Regions from separate parts of the Homo sapiens genome. Here region 1 is linked to region 2. A link is a contact called in ENCODE Hi-C or POLR2A ChIA-PET data. All regions are on one chromosome and are shown on one strand. The core of a region is the stretch at or near the end of the contact, and the rest is flanking DNA. Distances in the headings are between cores, read along the strand shown. Region 1 overlaps SH3BP5 (SH3 domain binding protein 5). Region 2 holds the start of METTL6 (methyltransferase 6, tRNA N3-cytidine).

What was found. A loop is a pair of places that touch in the nucleus more often than their neighbours do. ChIA-PET counts read pairs that join two places held with the same protein, here RNA polymerase II (POLR2A). Pooled maps may share reads with other maps.
Region 1: a loop to region 2 is called in a pooled map, with 3 times the contacts of the local background. The contact joins the enhancer-like site here to the promoter of METTL6 in region 2. A Hi-C loop is called at or near these places in 3 of 50 pooled maps. POLR2A ChIA-PET finds 5 or more read pairs at or near these places in 4 of 52 experiments (GM10248, H1, MCF 10A and 1 more).

What each region holds. Positions count from the first base shown.
Region 1 is chr3:15,309,526-15,312,225 of GRCh38, forward strand. The region is part of intron 2 of SH3BP5 (SH3 domain binding protein 5); the gene reads right to left. Among named protein-coding and RNA genes, the nearest start is that of SH3BP5, 22 kb to the right of the region's middle. Within about 2 kb of position 1,331, at least 13 of the 41 ENCODE cell types and tissues checked have a DNase peak (open chromatin) inside an H3K27ac peak, as active enhancers do.
Region 2 is chr3:15,426,121-15,428,914 of GRCh38, forward strand. METTL6 (methyltransferase 6, tRNA N3-cytidine) reads right to left here and starts at 1,424. Exons shown (of 6, transcript NM_152396.4): 1 at 1,282-1,424; 2 at 167-515. The coding sequence starts at 391. EAF1 (ELL associated factor 1) reads left to right here and starts at 1,478. Exons shown (of 6, transcript NM_033083.7): 1 at 1,478-1,762. The coding sequence starts at 1,660. RefSeq lists a silencer at 1,395-1,558 and an enhancer at 1,555-1,834.

The DNA of each region.
Region 1 (2,700 bases), core at 81-2,580, 120 kb before region 2:
ACAACACCATGCCTGCTTTTTTGTTTTCAACTGTAAAATATCATAGATTTTTCTAAGCAGGGGCATGACCTGATCAAATTTAGGTTTTACAAAATTGTTACCTGGGTGCAGAGTATGTTAAAAGACTCCTCAGGTGATTCTGATGGGCAGGTTCAGGGCCTGCCAGTCTGACTTGATGCCCTTTTTGTGACTATCTGTACTAAGTGTGTGACCATCAAAGGGTATTAAACCCAGAAGACTTGATTTGACATCAGCGTTTCCTTCTATAAATGAGGCTGTGCTGCCAGGAATGATGCATGACTGGCTGACTTCCAACCACCAACAAGCCTATTCATCAAAGATGCATTGAAACTGAACACAAAGCCAGTCTTCCCCGCTCCACCCCCCCCCCATAAGAAAAAGCCCACCCAGTTGTTTCCATTCCACTGAGGATCACAGCTACTTGGGTAACAGTTCCCAGAAGTATTGAGGTATGAGAGGCCACAAACCAAAATCTTTCCTGTCTCCCCAGTGTTACAGCCGTAATATTCCTTGGTCCTCACCCCCACCTCTCAGTCCCTAGTGATGTGACAGGGCCTGGCCACAGTCATACTCCTAGCCACAGTGATTGTTCGATGAGCAGGGGCGATAGACATGACCCATCATAACCAATGAGACTTCATTTCGGGACCTTTCTGCAACTGTTAGAGGAAATTTCTTCCACTTGAGATGTTTAAGAGGATGGAATGAAAGCCTGCAGCAGATAGCAGCCATCCTGGCATCATGAGGGGAGAGCCTAACAATAAAGCCATGTGTATAAGGAGCAGAGTCTGTGGAATTTAGTTCAACCTAGCTTTTATAAAGCATTTCTTTCAATACATCTTAAAACCACCTTGCCACAATTGAACTTAGACTTTCTGTCTTGTTTCTTAAAGAAAAGACTTGACTGTGATCCTTTGTCTCCTGCAATTACAAGCAAATGTGTTTTCCAAGATCAGAGTGGGGGTGGCTTCAGGAATGTCCAGGGAGGAGAGTAAGCTGACTGCTTTCCCTGCAGAAAATGAGCCATGGAGGGGAGTGGCTCAAAAGTACAAACTTATCTGAGAGAGCAAGCAGATCTTCCACCAGTCAAGAAAAAGAATCCGTTTACCATCCCAGGGCTGTTTACCAAGGGAGTTTTTAGATCAGCACTTGAAAGAGTTCTTAAACAGTTCCCTCTGCTTGGAGGAGGCCTCAGCTCTTCAAATGTGAAAATTGTGTTTCATCCATTAGGTGACTCAGACTGAAGGTAATTTATTCAAGCAAAGAATTGCTGGGGGTGGTAGAGTCTCCCTGTTTGACTGTGTCAGTGTGTCAGACAAACAGCCTTGTGTCAGATAAGAGCTCAAGCTAAACCACACCAGCCAGCACCAGTATACAGTGGAAGCAGCATGCAGGTTGAACATGAAGCACACAGGATGAGTCAGTGTTTTCTGGCCAATCGCTCACCTGCTCACCTCAATTACCTTGCCTGGAAACTGAGAATCCTGGCTTTTCCTCTTCACAGGTGTCCCCAGAATTAAGTGAGATAAAGATGGGATGGTGATGTTTTAAAAATAACTGTCCTACATGTTAGAGACGACACCAAACTTCAAAAGATCCTTACTAATGCCATTTACAAGTATACCACTTTCAGTTGGCAGAAAGAGGTTTCCCAGGCATTATCTGAGACACACAACAACCCTGTAAAACAGGCTCAGCCAGAATTTCCATCCCGAGTTTACAGATAAGAAAACTGGAGGCCAGGTGCGGTGGCTCACTCCTGTAATCCCAGCACTTTGGGAGGCTGCAGGCACATCACCTGAGGTCAGGAGTTCGAGACCAGCCTGGCCAACATGGCAAAACCCCATCTCTACTAAAAACACAAAAATTAGTCGGGCATGGTAGGTGCCTGTAATCCCAGCTACTCGGGAGGCTGAGGCAGGAGAATTGCCTGAACCCAGGAAGTGGAGGTTGCAGTGAGCTGAGATCACGCCACTGCACTCCAGCCTGGGTGACAGACATTCTGTCTCAAAAAAAGAAAAACAAAGAAAACTGGAGCCTTGGAGTTCCAGGTGACCTAATGTCTTTGCATAAAGTCACAGGACTATCAAGTGTCAAGCGTTAGATGTAAGCAGACATCTTCAGTATTTTTTGTTTTTTGTTTTTTGAGACAGGATCTCTCTCTGTTACCCAAGCTGGATGCAGTGTCGCAATCATGGCTCACTGCAGCCTCCACCTCCTGGGCTCAAGCAATGCCCCTACCTCAGCCTCCCAAGTAGCCGGGACTAGAGGCACGTATGACCACACCCGGCTAATTTTTAAATTTTTTGTAGAGATGAGGTCTGTGTTGTCCAGGCTGGTCTCAAACTCCTGGGCTCAAGCGATTCTCCTGCCTCGGCCTCCCAAACTGTTGTGATTACAGGCGTGAGCCACTGCAACCAGCCATCTTCAGTCTTGTAGTCCAGTGTGCCAGTCACTTCACCAGTGGTTCTCAGAGCGTGGTCTGGCGAAACCACTGGTGGGGGTGGGGGTGGGGCACCTGGAAACCTTTTCAAGGAGTCTGCAAGATGGAAGCCATTTTCATTAATAAAGACTTGCCATTTTCACTGTCATTCTGAGCGTTCAGTAGAGTTTTCCAGAAGCTACCTGACAGGTGACATGGCAAGAAATGACATGAAATGCAGAAGTAGGTGAGAGAAT
Region 2 (2,794 bases), core at 174-2,673:
AGTAAAGACGGGGTTTCATCATGTTGGCCAGGATGGTCTCGATCTCTTGACTTCGTGATCCGCCTGCCTTGGCCTCCCCAAGTACTGGGATTACAGGCATGAGCCATGGCACCCTCTTCACATTTTAAATGAAGAACAGCTCAGATAAGGCGTAATATTAGCTTACCTCTCTACATGATCTTAGCTCCTCAAACTCTCTGGTGGTCCAGTGTCTGTCTTTGAAGAAATTAGTGCTATTTCTTTTGTAAAAAAGATCCCAATTTTTCTGAGCCTCTTGTTCCAATTTCTGCTGTTTAAAATCAGACACCAAAGTTTGGTCTCTTTTCAGTTTCTCCTCTTCTTCAGAGGTGAGAATCCTTGCCTGCAGCCCTTTCCTTTGCAAAGAAGCCATCTCTGAAACTGACGGTAACACTTAACACAGCTGAAGATTCTCCATCACCAAATAATATGAATCCACGCTAATGGATCAGATACATTTCCTGAGGTGAGTTTCACGCCTCAAACAGCACAGGGGGCTTCGCAGAGAAAAGAATTAGATTCTGGTTAGTGGTTACAGTTCAAGACGCCAGGTTCAATTCACCAAATGTTTATGAGATGCAGACTGTACAAAAAAAAATCCTTCCCGCTATATGAGAGGTCACAAAGAAGACAAACACACAGTCCCTACCTTCAGTGGGCTTACATTCATTTCAGTGGCCAGACTATCTCATGCACCATACTTTTATTCAAACCAGATGAGTCAACTATTACAATAAATCGATTTAGTTTACGAAAAAGGACGCTCTCAAGAACTGACTGGGAAACCTTGCGAAGAAAATATTCCTCAATTTTCGGTGCCCGCGAAAGGGGTGACTTAAAAACCACAATGGCCTTAGCTGGAAGCGGGTGGTCAATTGTCAGATACAAGTGAGGTCATCGTTTCCCAAGGGTCGGACCTCCGTTTTTTCGGGGGAAATGAAGCTAAGCCTGGGTGGGCTCATTTCCTGATCACACTCACAAGAGGCTGTCATAGGAACCAGAGGGAGCGTCACTTTGCAGGGACTGAGACCCTCGCACCGCCATCACCGGGCAAAGTGGAGAAAGAGACCCAATGACGCGTGGCTGAGGTCCCGAGGATCCATCTCAGGACCCTCAGGATAGACTAGGCTGCATGGGCCCCTAGACCCTGAGGAGGGCGTCCATGATGGCTAGCCGACCCGCGTTAATTTAGTCAGCCACGCTCAGGGCTCACCGTCATCAGTTCCTAAATTCACCTGCAGGGCTAGGGCCAGGCGCACTCACCCCACAGCCAGCCCCACTGGGCCTCGGAGGCAGAATACGGGAAGAACCGCGAAACAACCCTAAACCAATTCTGAGGACCACGAATTCGGATTATCCGGGAGTTCTTTTGCCATGGCACCGCCCCCGCCACTTCCGCTAGGAACCCGGAAGTTCCTACCCGACGCCGGAAGTCCCACGGCCTTGCCTCCTCAGATTCCTCTCTCACCCCCACGCAGAGGAGAGAACTTGCTTCTGGACCCGGGTGGGTGCCGGCTCGGCTCTCCTTGTCTTCCAGAGCGGTGGCCCGGAAGCACAGTCCTCCCAGACGCCAGCGCCAGAAGCTCGGATCGCGGCTGCACCGGGAGAGCGCCGATCTGGGTGCGAGGCAGGTGCGGGGCCATGAATGGGACCGCAAACCCGCTGCTGGACCGCGAGGAACATTGCCTGAGGCTCGGGGAGAGCTTCGAGAAGCGGCCGCGGGCCTCCTTCCACACTATTCGTTGTAAGTCAGCGCTCCCCACGGTTCCCTTCGGCCGCTCCAGCCGCCACATATCAACCTTGACTCCTTCCTTTCTTCCCTCGGCCCTTCAGATTCCAGGGAACCCCCTGCCAGCGTCAGTTACTTTCTCTCGAACCCCAAATCCTTTGGGACATCGATTTGTCCCTTCTTTTACCCAGATTATTTCTCCCAAATCTTCGTCACTCCCTACTATTCTTCTACCTCACAGTCTCAAACACTAGTTCCAAAGGTCTTTGGCCTCTTTCCATTTCCATCCCTCCCCGCCCCCAACCTCGCCCCTAAGGCAAACCTCCCTCCCCCAAGGCAAACCTCCCCCCTCTTATCCGGGTCCACTTCTCCCTCGAAACCCCTCCCCTCCTTTCCGATGCTCCCATCAGGGTTCTCCACATTTAAAAGACGCTTCTTGTTTGTTATGAGCCTCATCCACTGCCTTAGAACCCATTCTCTTCCCTGCTTTTCTCCTCCGACTTGGTCCTGGACTCCCAAATACTGTGCTTTGTCCCCTCTACAGCCAAAGAATTGGCATCCTCTCTGCGCCTCATCAGAGTCTTCTTCCATCTCCTTTCTGTGCTTCATTTGACTTGGATGTCTTTTGAGGTCACCTATACCACCCGGGCTTTTCCTCCAGACCAAGTTCCTTGTGGGTAAAGAGTCAAATCAGAGTTCGTGAGCCTGGGATAGGTTAAAGATTGGTCTACGTTTGGAAGCAGAAGAGAGCAGGCGTAAGGAATGTCCAAATAGTCATTATGCCGGACCTTTTTCTACATAATTATAGACGCTGTTGAGAGAGTGCACTTCCACCCTATGTCCTGGGTGAAGGTTTGGCAGTTAGGAATTGGCTGACAGAGCATCCCTCCGTGATTCATGAACTTCTGGTTTCCGTGGTGCTAACGCTGTTGTTAAGACTTGTTTTTGTCAGAGGACCTAATAGATGTGACTCAACACATGTGAAGAGGGCGTTTTAGATAATGAAATCCCATCTTTGTGTAGTCACTTGCCATGCCATTGCTATGC